Linked DNA regions of Homo sapiens: region 1 is linked to region 2. Evidence: chromatin contacts called from ENCODE Hi-C or POLR2A ChIA-PET data. All regions are on one chromosome and are shown on one strand. The core of a region is the stretch at or near the end of the contact, and the rest is flanking DNA. Distances in the headings are between cores, read along the strand shown. Region 1 holds the start of GMPPA (GDP-mannose pyrophosphorylase A). Region 2 holds the start of WNT10A (Wnt family member 10A).

Evidence for each region. A loop is a pair of places that touch in the nucleus more often than their neighbours do. ChIA-PET counts read pairs that join two places held with the same protein, here RNA polymerase II (POLR2A). Pooled maps may share reads with other maps.
Region 1: a loop to region 2 is called in a pooled map, with 5 times the contacts of the local background. The contact joins the promoter of GMPPA here to the promoter of WNT10A in region 2. A Hi-C loop is called at or near these places in 2 of 168 maps with a recorded cell type or tissue (both naive thymus-derived CD4-positive, alpha-beta T cell), 2 of 37 single-sample maps with no recorded cell type and 11 of 50 pooled maps. POLR2A ChIA-PET finds 5 or more read pairs at or near these places in 1 of 52 experiments (activated T-cell).

Annotation. Positions count from the first base shown.
Region 1 is chr2:219,496,293-219,501,571 of GRCh38, reverse strand. It overlaps GMPPA (GDP-mannose pyrophosphorylase A), which reads right to left and starts at 2,681. Exons shown (of 13, transcript NM_013335.4): 1 at 2,634-2,681; 2 at 1,557-1,616; 3 at 1,354-1,451; 4 at 1-96. The coding sequence starts at 1,596. SPEGNB (SPEG neighbor) reads right to left here. Exons shown (of 5, transcript NM_001286811.2): 2 at 5,090-5,217; 3 at 4,456-4,763; 4 at 3,711-3,852; 5 at 3,285-3,521. The coding sequence starts at 5,217. The coding sequence ends at 3,383. The region is part of intron 1 of ASIC4-AS1 (ASIC4 antisense RNA 1); the gene reads left to right. RefSeq lists enhancers at 2,612-2,801, 2,806-3,623, 3,624-4,441, 4,442-5,259, 5,260-5,279 and a silencer at 3,632-3,711.
Region 2 is chr2:218,876,667-218,882,103 of GRCh38, reverse strand. It overlaps WNT10A (Wnt family member 10A), which reads right to left and starts at 1,252. Exons shown (of 4, transcript NM_025216.3): 1 at 996-1,252. The coding sequence starts at 1,108. RefSeq lists silencers at 1,177-1,316, 1,337-1,546, 1,767-1,826.

The DNA.
Region 1 (5,279 bases), core at 1,432-3,931, 620 kb before region 2:
AAGGTTAAACTCCTGCTGGGCGGCTTCTAGGAACTGGGTGAGGGGCTCATCAGGTTGGTAGAAGCCAATGAGCAGAATCTCCTGCATTCCAGGGACCTGAGGACAAGGGAAGAGGCTGGGATGAAGAATATCTAATAGGAGGGGATGTTGGGGAAATCCTTGGTGCTGGCCCAAAGTCCAGAAACCAGTTTCAGTCTCAGCTGTGGGGCCCCAGGGCACTCACCACTCTGGGCTATTTTCTCCTCTGGACAATGAGGAATTTGGAGGAAGTCGGAGGCCTGATCTTTTTTCGTTTTGTTTTATTTTTGTGAAAAAGGGTCTCGCTCTGTTGCCCAGGCTGGAGTGCAGTGGCATGATTTTGGCTCACTGCAGCCTCCACGTCCTGGGCTCAAGCGATCCTCCCACCTCAGCCTCCTGAGTATTGAAGACTACAGCCATGTCACCACCTGCCTCAGCCTCTAGAGCAGCTAGGACTACAGCCAGGCCATCACATCTAGCTAATTTTTAAACTTTTTGTAGAGAAGGGGTCTCTTGATGTTGCCAAAGCTAGGCTAGAACTCCTGGCCTCAAGCGATCCTCCTGACTCGGCCTCAAAAAGCGTTGGGATTACAGACATGAGCTACCATGCCAGGCCTGATCTTTCAATCAATTATTACCCCCACCAACCTGAACTGGGACTCACTCTAAGAAAGACTTTGCCTACCAAGCTGCATTAATCCATTTCCACCCCGCCCCCTCCCCCCCGGCCATTTTTATTATCTGTCAGCCTAAGCTTGAGATCAGCATGAGGTAAGGGTACCATTTATCAAGGGTCTGCGTTGTACTAGGCATTTTACAAATATCATTTCTAAGCTTCACCACCCAACAAGGTAGGTCTAATCACCCCCATTTTACACATAAGGAAACTGAGTGTCAGAGAGGGTGTGTTATTTGTTGCAGACCTCACAGCAGGCAGAGACTGAATTCAAACCAAAACCTTGCCTGGCTCAATACGAAAAGCAATAAAGAAATGAGCAACAATGTGATCAAGGATATGAATTTGTGCTTGGTTATCATTAAGAGTCTCCATGCTACGGCTTTACATTGTCTCCAAGATCCTTGCCTGATCTCACATTCCACACTTTAAAAATAGGAGTGAAATCTGAGCAGGAAGAGGCCAGATGAGAAACTAGATTAGGGGAAGACAGCAGGGCAGCTGCACAGCATAACTTGAGGGGGCGCCATTCACATTGTCATCTGTGAATGATGGTCCTTGGAGTTATGCCTGGTGGGAAGAGTTCATGGTTGGGAAAGGGGGAAACAGCATGAAGATAAGCAGGAAGTGAGGTGAGAGAGGGGAGCCCCTGAGGTTACCTGGGCACAGGCTTCAATATGGTGTTGGATCATAGGGACCCCTGCCACAGGAAACAATGGTTTGGGCACCTCAAAAGACAAAGGTCTGAAGCGAGTTCCTGGGAGAGGAGAGAGGAGAACATTTCGGCCTCCTGCCTTCCTCTGCCCCCATCCCGCCTACCACTCCAGCCCAACCTCCTCCCCCCATTCCCCTGGCACCTCACCCTTTTGAGGGCCTCCAATCAGGATCACCGCTTTGAGCATAATGGTGACTGCTACCTAAACTTCAAATTCCAACAGAGAAATCAAGCTCAGATCTCCTACCCCAACCAAGCCCCAAAACCCAAATAGCAACACTTAGCCCTCTCCCAAGATGTAAACCCAAAGCTCAATATAGTCTCTGCCTGGACCCAACACCTCACAAATCCCACACATCTCAAATCCCAGCAGAGAAATCAAGCTCAGATCTCACACCCCAACCAAACCCCAAACCCCAAATAGCAGCACTTAGCCCTCCCCCAAGATGTAAACCCAAAGCTCAATATAGTCCCTGCCTGGACAGAACCTCACAAATCCCACACATCTCAAATCCCAACCCAGATTCCAGTCGGCCTTCAAACCTCACAGTGATTCCTCCCAAATTCTGAAATTCACACCCCACAATTTGATCTCTAAAAGACTTCCCTCTGGCCATGAACAAATTCTGCAAATTCAGAAACCTGGCAGAGACTCCCTTCTCAGACCCAAACCTCAAAATACTGAAGCCTCAAATTCCCAAAGTGTTGCGTCTTCATTCTAGATATTAAGCCCTGAACCCCAATAGTGAACCCTGAATATTGGACAGCAAACCCTGAGTGAGCCTCAGATATTTAACTTAAATCCTGAACGTAATCCCCAAGTACTGAACTAACACTGATCTGAATTTGAAGAACCCCTAATCCCAGCAAAAATCCTCTATATGCTAAACATGAATCCTAAAACTAACCTCTGTATGTTGAACCCCAAATCAAAAGACAGGTTCCCTTGGCATCTCAAACACTGAACCTATTGACCCCCCTCCAGTCCTAATACGGACGACTGGGTCTAAATCTCTGGATTCGGAGGATTGATTGATTGCTGACCCTCTGAACCCCACAACTGACTCTGTCCAATAAACCCTGGCCTCTCATTGCCAGGGATTGTGGGACCAACACAGGGGCGGGCGCACCGAGGGCCAGCCAGGACCTCGGAGCCCGCTCTCCGTCTAGAGGGTGTCCCCTGCCCCTTACCCCTGCCGCCACCCCTCCACCAGCTCCCTTTACCACTAGCTCCCTTCACTCCAGCTCTGCCGCCCGCTACTGCAAGCTCCTTCCGCGCACGTGTCTTCTCGCAAGTCGCGAGAACTCATTCGCAGGGTCTGCCGGGAATTGTAGTCTGACCCTTTACCCGCTTTCTAACTTTATGGGAGAGGAAAGAGGTGCTGAAGTCCAGGGGTGTGACCAAGGGATCGCGGGGCGGGGTTAAATGCGAAGAAGGGTGGGGCCTGAGAAGCCCAGCCTGGAACTTAAGACTGGGACCCGAGCTGTTGGGGAATCGGCCTCGGGGCAGCAGCCGAAGTGAGGAACTGGGTCCCACAGGAAAACGGGACTAAGGACAGCAGGGGTGTGTGGCCAGCCCTGGAAGGGGCGGGGCCAGGGGCAAACAGCCACAAGGGGCTGGGGCTGGAGGCGCTCAAAAGCGGAGAAGGCGGAGTCCCAGGCCCAGCCGGCGGTACCGCTGGGAAGTGAGGGCGCCTTGGACGGCGAGGGCAACTCTTATCAGTTTGACTGTCTGAAATGCAGCACGGCGCTAGGCGCTCTCCAGACCTCCCTGTGACTCCAACAGGCTGTGACCTTGGCGTGGGGGTCTGGAATACGTGTGGGCGCTGGTGCGGGGGAGAGGGAATGGCGACGCGGAAGAGCAGGACAGACGCGGAGGGTCAGAGAGCAGCTTTATTAAGCAAGCTGGTGGAGGGCTGTGGGTCCCACCACCCCCGGGCTCGGCGCCAGGGCGGAAGGTCCGGGGGTGCCGTTCAGGCCACGTCGACGCGAGCGAAGCTCTGGTCCATGCCCAGGCTGTTCTCCACGTACACCTCGTACTTGCCGCTGTCCTGAGGCGTGGCCCGGCGAATGGTCAGCGTCGTGGTGGTGCTGCCGATCTCGAAGAACACCCTGCGGAAGGGCGGCGGGGAGGAGGGCGGAGCCGTGGTCAGTACACGGGCGCACTGGGCGGGGCTCCTTAGCCAGCTCTGTTCCTCGCTGCCCAGTCCCCGCCCCCGTCACTCCAGCCAGATTTCTGGGCTCAGTCCCACCCAGGTTCCAGCCCCAGGCCCTGGCCGTGCCGCAGGTCCCGGCCCTCGCCTGTCATCCTCCTCGATGTCCTCCCCGTCCTTGGTCCAGCCTACGTCGGGCGCAGGCTCTCCCAGGATCTCCGCAGTCAGCGTCACGGTGGTGCCTTTGCGCGCCTTAGTGTTGTCGGGTCCCTTTTGAATCTTCGTCGGGACTAGCGGAAGGAAAGGGGAGCGAAACCCCGTGAAGGACCCGGAGATGAGGCAGGGCATCACCTCACCGGCTAATACCCGGCACTAAATACAGATGCATTTAAACTCGCAGTGTGACGTTGAGCAAATCATTAGCCTCTCTGGTTTCATCTCCTTGGCTGTTAAAGGGACTTATCCCTGCCTCTCCTACTTCTCGGGGTCGAATAGAGGATCAAGAGAGATAAGGCGGGCGAAAGCCCCTGAATGTTCACACATCTCGCGGTGCCTCAGAGACCGCTCCGGGTAGTGGAAATTGCCAGAGTTGGGAGCCAGAAGACCCGGGTCCAACCCTGGCTCTGCCTCTGGCTTGCTGTGTGACCTTGGGGACCCGGAGCCGCGTGATGGAAGTCCACAGCTGACTGCTCAGCCCGGGTGGAGCTGGATCCCGAGGTAGGGAAGGACGCACTTGGCTGGCGCGGCGATGCGCCCCAGGCCGTGCCCAGAGCTGGGCTGGCGGGGACCCTGTAGCTAGGCCCAGAGGTAAACACGCGCAGCTGGACCGGGCTGCGGGCTCTGGCTGAGTGGTGCTGGTCTGCGCCCTGGCGCTGCGCCCGGGGCGCGCGTACCTTCCACGAGGATGCGCGCCGAGTCGGAGCACTGGCCGAAGGGGTTGGTGACGTTGATGCTGTACTGGCCCAGGTCTGCCAGCTCGCCGTCGCGCACCACCAGTGCCACCACGTCAGGGTCCTCGAAGACGTAGCGGTACTTGGGACCGTCACGTAGCTCCTTGCCGTCCTTACTCCAGCGGATGAATGGGTCCGGGAAAGCCGAAATGCGGCAAGTGAGCTTGGCCGCGCTGCCTTCGATCAGCACCACGTCCTTCAGCGGCTCCAGCACCCGCGGCGGCCCCTTCTCGCGCAGCTCCTTCCGGGACCTACCCGCGGGCCGAGTCAGGGCCCAGAGTTCCTAAGACAGGCCCGGCCACAGCCCTTACCGCGAGCGCACCATCTCCTACCTGCCCCCTGGACCGGCCAGACCCCTAAACGTGTGGCTTGGTAGGGAAGAGGACTGCTCCTGAACTGCTGCCCTGATAGGATGATGCATTCCTCCCGGCCACTCCCCCATACCTCAGTAACGACCCTCCCCTGAGACCACTCATTCTAAAGGCTCCTGACGCTGCTCAGCGCTTACTCAAACCCTACTCAAGAGTGCGCTCTCTGCAGCTCCCTTCCTCCACAGGGCTCCGGGGTTCCCTCTCACCTGTGGCCCCGGTAAGAGGCCTGGATACGAATGGCCGCACTCTGGACCTGTGGGTCATTGATGTCCAGGGTACATCCAGGAGCTGGGGCCACAGCCACTGGCTTTTTGGCAGGAGCTGCTTTAGACATCTGGGGAGTGGGCGACAAATATGGGGGTCCAGGTTGAGACAGAGGCTCCCACCTTCAGCCCT
Region 2 (5,437 bases), core at 3-2,502:
CTAACAACACACACTCTGTCCCAACGGCCATAATCACTCCCTCTTCCAACCTCTGCTTCTGAAGGTTGGGCCCATCAGTACACTCCTACACATTCCTCTCTCCTTGACCTCCTCACAATCATCCTGCCCAGTGCAACTCACTCAGCTAGCTGCACACCCACACAGGTAAGCGTGCAAATGCACACACATCCACCATGCTTGTGGCCACAGTATTTCCTATGCACATCCCCAGGAATAGATGCCCATACACACAGGGTTCCCCACAAGCCCACTCCCACAGATATGTTTCAGTCACATTCACATAGACACACTTCTGCACACATTGTGGTGGACACACAAACCCAACCCCAGCACACTTACGCACATGCACACTTCATCAGACATAGTTACAGACACACACACAAAGACACTCCCATTTACACATGTGTTCATCTTAACATACATTGACCCATGAGCTCTCACATGCACACATGGGCACACATACAAACTACTGTTTACCAACACAGTTTGCTGGGATCCTGGGCTCGATTGAAAACACACACACACACACACACACACACACAGCTCTTGCAGCTGCAGTCTCTCACTGACCCCACCTGGGCTACCCCCTTCCAGCCTCCCAACCCCTGCCCCTACCTGGGGCTGAGCTGCAGGAAGGAGTGAGGCAGCTTGTGCTTACTCCTGAGGTGGGGGTGCATTCCCCCAACAGGGCAGGAACTCCAGACTGGCACTTGCTCCCCCCCCACACACACCTCCCCTCCTAGTTGCCATCATGCTCCTGGGCACTGCCTTGTCTCCCTGGACTGCCCATATCCTGTCACCAGTCCAACCCCCTCCTATGAGGGAGCTCACTGCCTTTGGTTGGGCACCAGCACTTTCCTATGACCCTGTCCCTCCCTTCTTCCAGGGTCCTCTACCCCAGCAAGAGCATCAGAGGCCCCTGCAGGCCGGGGTCCCAACTCTCTAGGAGGGCGGAGCATGAGGTGAGGGCTCACCTGGGCATGGCAGCAGCCAGCAGCAGTAGGAAGAACAGGAGCACCCAGAGCGCTGGCCGCGGCTGGGGCTGGGGTCGGAGCCGCAGCCAGGGGCGAGGGTGGGCGCTGCCCATGGCGCGCAGGCCCTGACGGGCTGGGAGTGGGGGGCTCACAGCCCAGTGGGACTGGAGAGCCAGGGGCGCCGGCGCATGATCGGCGGGGGGTCGGGGCGGCTGCGACACACAGCTCCGACTCGGGTCAGGGCTCCCGGAGCAGACGGCGCCCGCCTCCCCGCTCCATGGGGCAGCACCCCCGGGCACCGCCCTCGGGGGGGGCGGGGGGTGAAGAGCGGGCGAACCGGGCACCTCCTGGCACAGGGGTCCGGGGAATTTCCCGAGGCCCCCCCGCGACAACTCCCGGTGCCTCTCAAGGGTAAGGGGGGCCCGGAGGTGCAGCGGGCTGGGGACGGGAGGCTGGGGTGCCGGGGAACCCTCCAGCGCAGCGCCGGGAGCCTGCGCTTCCGAGGGCGTGCGAGGCTGGCTGGCGGGGGCGGCGCTGTCTGTGTCGGGCCCCACTGCCTGTAGAGTAAGTGACTGTCCCGGCTCGGGGAGCTCTGCCGCCTTCCCTTTCCTCCCCCCACCCCCCCGCCATTTAGTGTCTCAGGGCTCTACCCCACGTGACGTCACGCGGCGGGGCGTGGAGGCGTGTACGAGTCCCGAGGCCACTGCGTCCGCTGGGGACTGGGGGTGGGAGCGTCCCTGCTGAGGGCAACAGAGGGAAAGGTGTTGGGGTCTGTGCGCGCGTGCACAGGAAGATGCCTGTGTGTGGAGCGCGCTGGGTTGTGTGGGGGATATGTGTTACCGCGAGGTGTGTGTGCCTGGCAGAGACGCAGCTGCTGGGGAGCGCCCCCATCCCACCCCAACACACACACCTGCAGGGGCTGGAGGGGAGGGGCTGGCCTCTGTGTTTCGCCTCCTCCGCCAGAGGAGGGACTTCCCCCAGGCCTGCCTGGTGTGAGGCAGGTGTGGGCTCCTGCAGAGGAGTTTGGCAGCCTCTGGTTTCTTCTCCCCTTTGCTGTGTGACCTTAAACAGGTGCCTCCTGCTCCTGCTCACGGAGACCTCCTCTGCCCCTTTGCGGAATGCGGCTCATGGGGACCACCTTGTCTCCTCAGTGAGCCCGGGGAGGCAGCAGTGTCAGGCCCCCAGAAAATGCTTGCGTAGGAGCGCCCGGGGTGGCACGTCCTGGGAGGAGGCGTTAGAGAGACTTTTAACCCTAGAAGTGGCCGTTGAGATAGTTTATTTAGCTCCCCTTTATTTCACAAGAAAATATCGAGGCTCAAAGAGGTCACACAGCAAATTAGCGGAAGAGCGAGAACCGAACGCAGCTCTCCTGACTCCCAGCGCAGCAGCTGCCTCCCCAACACTGAGTGTTGCCTGCCTGTGCCCGCAGATACTCTCAGTCTTGTCCTGGCCCTCCCTGGCCCCACCTGCACATGGTCCTCTAGGAGGTCCCTAATACCAGCCTCCTGGCTCAGGTCTACTTCTCGCTGAGATCTTCCTGTCCCTCCACCCCAACTGAACACTGGGCCCCTCCTCGATATAGTGCAAGTGTGCTGGGCCCAAGCAAGGGCCTGAGAGCCAGAGGGCAGGGGAAAGGCAGCTCTGCCGTCTGTTTCTGGTGCTAGCCTGGGCCCTGATAGTGGATCGTGCTCCTGCCCTGTGCCCTCGGCATCCTCCTCTGTAAAATGGGCACAAGCCTTTACACAAACATGCCCCTCTCTCTGAAGAGAGCCCCTGCTGGCTTAGGAACAAAACTATGGGAGCCTCTGGGCTCAGAGACAAAAAAGGCCCATTCCTGGAATTGCCCATCCCTGGGGAACTGAAGGAGGGGGTGGGGCCCTCCTTGTCCCCAGACTGTCAGGTGGTGGGGGCGGCCTGAGCAACAGCAGGCTGACGGCATACTCCCCCCTCCTTTCCCCCTCATCTCTGCCGGCAGCCACCGCAGCTGTCAGGAATTAAGGGCTTGAGGCTGCTGGGGGTGGGGGTGGGGCAGTGGGGGGGGAGCAGTCTGGCTGGACTGCAGGAAAACAGCCAGGGGCAGCAAGCAGACTGCGTCAGCTAGAGCCTTATTTGACCCCAACTGCCCCCTGCCCTCCCCACTCTCCCTACCATGCTGCAGAAACGGGGACAGCTTGGGACTAGCATTTGGGAAGGGTAAGCGGTAAGGGTAAGGGTGGGACCAGACTCAAGACAGGAGACAGGCACCAGCCCAGGATGAGAGAGGACACCAGCAAGCTGGAGAGTCATATTCTTATTGGCTGTTGGGGAAACTGAGGCCCAGAAAGAATTAGGAACGTGACACAGGGAAGGGACTCATAATCAGCTTACAGATGTCCTTATTCCCCATCACGCGCTCACACTAGCATTTCCCACGCTTGATGCAGCACAAGTGTCCCCTGGGGTGGGCCATTGTGGGAATGCGGATTCCAGGCCCCATGAAGTTGAATCAGCCTTTCCAGGGAAAGGCCTGGGTGTCTGTCTTTCTAGCTAGCATCCCCAGTGATTCTGGTGGGGACTCCTTTTGGGAAACGCTGCTGACCTGGTTGAGGAGCTGATTTAGTTTCCTTTGGCATCTCTCTGATGAGGGGGTCTCTTTTCTTCCCCACCTCCACTGTCTGTGAAATACAGAGGTGCAAAGGAGACCGAGAAAACCCTTTCTTAAAAAAAAACAAAAAAGCCTCCGGAGGCAAATAGTGATACTGAGGCTTGCACTCAGGCGTGGCTCTGCCCTGGTGTCAGGAGGGTCTAGGAGTGCCCAAGTCAGAGCACTTCTCAGTGAAGGGAGGGGAGAGTCTGTGTTGGTCCAGAGCCTTGGCATGTATGTAGGTGAGGCCCAGAGACTGTCTGCCCCTGGGGTCCCAGCCCCAAATGACCCACACCATGGCCAAGCCCCTATCAGCACCCCCTAGTCCCCACCCTGGCCCTGCCCTGGGCCCTGGCCCTCAGCCCAGCCCCAGCCCCCGCAGCCGCCGCCTAAGACCACAATTACAGGGGCCACTGGGGGGCGGGGGAGCACTGGGGATGAAAGGCAGCTTGGAGAATGGTTCCAGCTGTGGCAGCTCTGGAGAAGGTCACAGGGAGGAAGGGCCGGGGAAGCATGGGGGTGAGAACAGGTGGGACCCTCACAGCCCCAGCCTAGCCCAGTCCAGCCCCAGCCCAGTCCTGGTGCCCAGCTGGAGAAGTTTGTCTTGCTGAAGAAGAACGCCAAGGAGCCACAGACCAATAAGGAGGCTCTTCATTCCATTGTCCAGGCCTCAGAGGCCACCAACCCTCAGCAAGGTAAGGGGGAATGGCTTGCTGCTGCAGTCTCCCCAAACTCCCAATGTGTTTGGTCATTGAAAGGGAAGGGAATTGTTCCCCGAGCCCGTGGCCTCAGGCTGATCCTAGGCCTTCCACTCGGCCTCCTCACCCATCTGCCTGTGTTCCGCCTGTTCCTGATGTGGTCACACACACATCTGGGGTGCCTCTTTGCACTTCCCCCATCTCCCCAGTTCCACATGTCCCCTGCCATTCAGCCAGCAGGGGACTTTGATGGCTCAGACTGCCTGAGGCTGAGCAGCTGGATGAGCAGGGGTGGGTGGTGGTGGGAACTCTACTTCCGGCCCCTTCCCAGGCAGCAGGGCAACAGCACAGATCTATCTCTGGGCTCAAAGAAGATAAGGCTAGAAGTCCCAATGGTGCCTTCTGGTAATCACTCCCACCCTTCATAGAAGGCAGTGCCCAGACGCCTTCAGGGCTTGGTAACAGAAGATGGACCAGTAACATGTGGCCAGCAGTTTAAAGATGGAAGTGCATTCTCACAATGTGCTAAAAAGCAATCAGGGACCCCTATTAGGTGATAGGAAGTGCTCAGATAGGTTAACTGACTTGACCAAGGTCAAGCTAGCAAACAAGGCATTTTTCATTGTACCATACAACTTCCTCTGAATTCCTTTTAACCTGCCTAGAATGGTGCCAGTTCATGCCACTTCCCCAGCTTCCCTCCCTGGCATTGTGGAGGAAGATGTCCAGCATCTTCCACCCTATCTCACCCCCTGCAGGACCCAGCAGTGGTAGAGTCTGGGAGGCTGGCATCCCAGCCCTAGGTCTGGGCCAGCCCAGACGTCCCAGACAGTCTGGAACCCTAGAAGCTTGACCCAAGCTGTCTGTAGGTCTCCTTGCTTCCTTTCAGTCCTATCCTCTCCTGCCCACCACTCTCTGAGTTTCCCAGATGTCCTGCAGGTCCTGTCTGTCGCTCCCTGTTAATAGAGAAGCTGGGCTCCGCATGCCCTCTGGTGGTCTCTGAGAGAAGTGCAGGAGTTTGGGTTTTGGGCTTGTTTGGTTTTTTTGTTTGTTTGAAGATAAGAGCAGAGCTTTGGGGAAGGCAGATCTGTGAATATAAACCTTGCCCTCAGGGAGCTTCA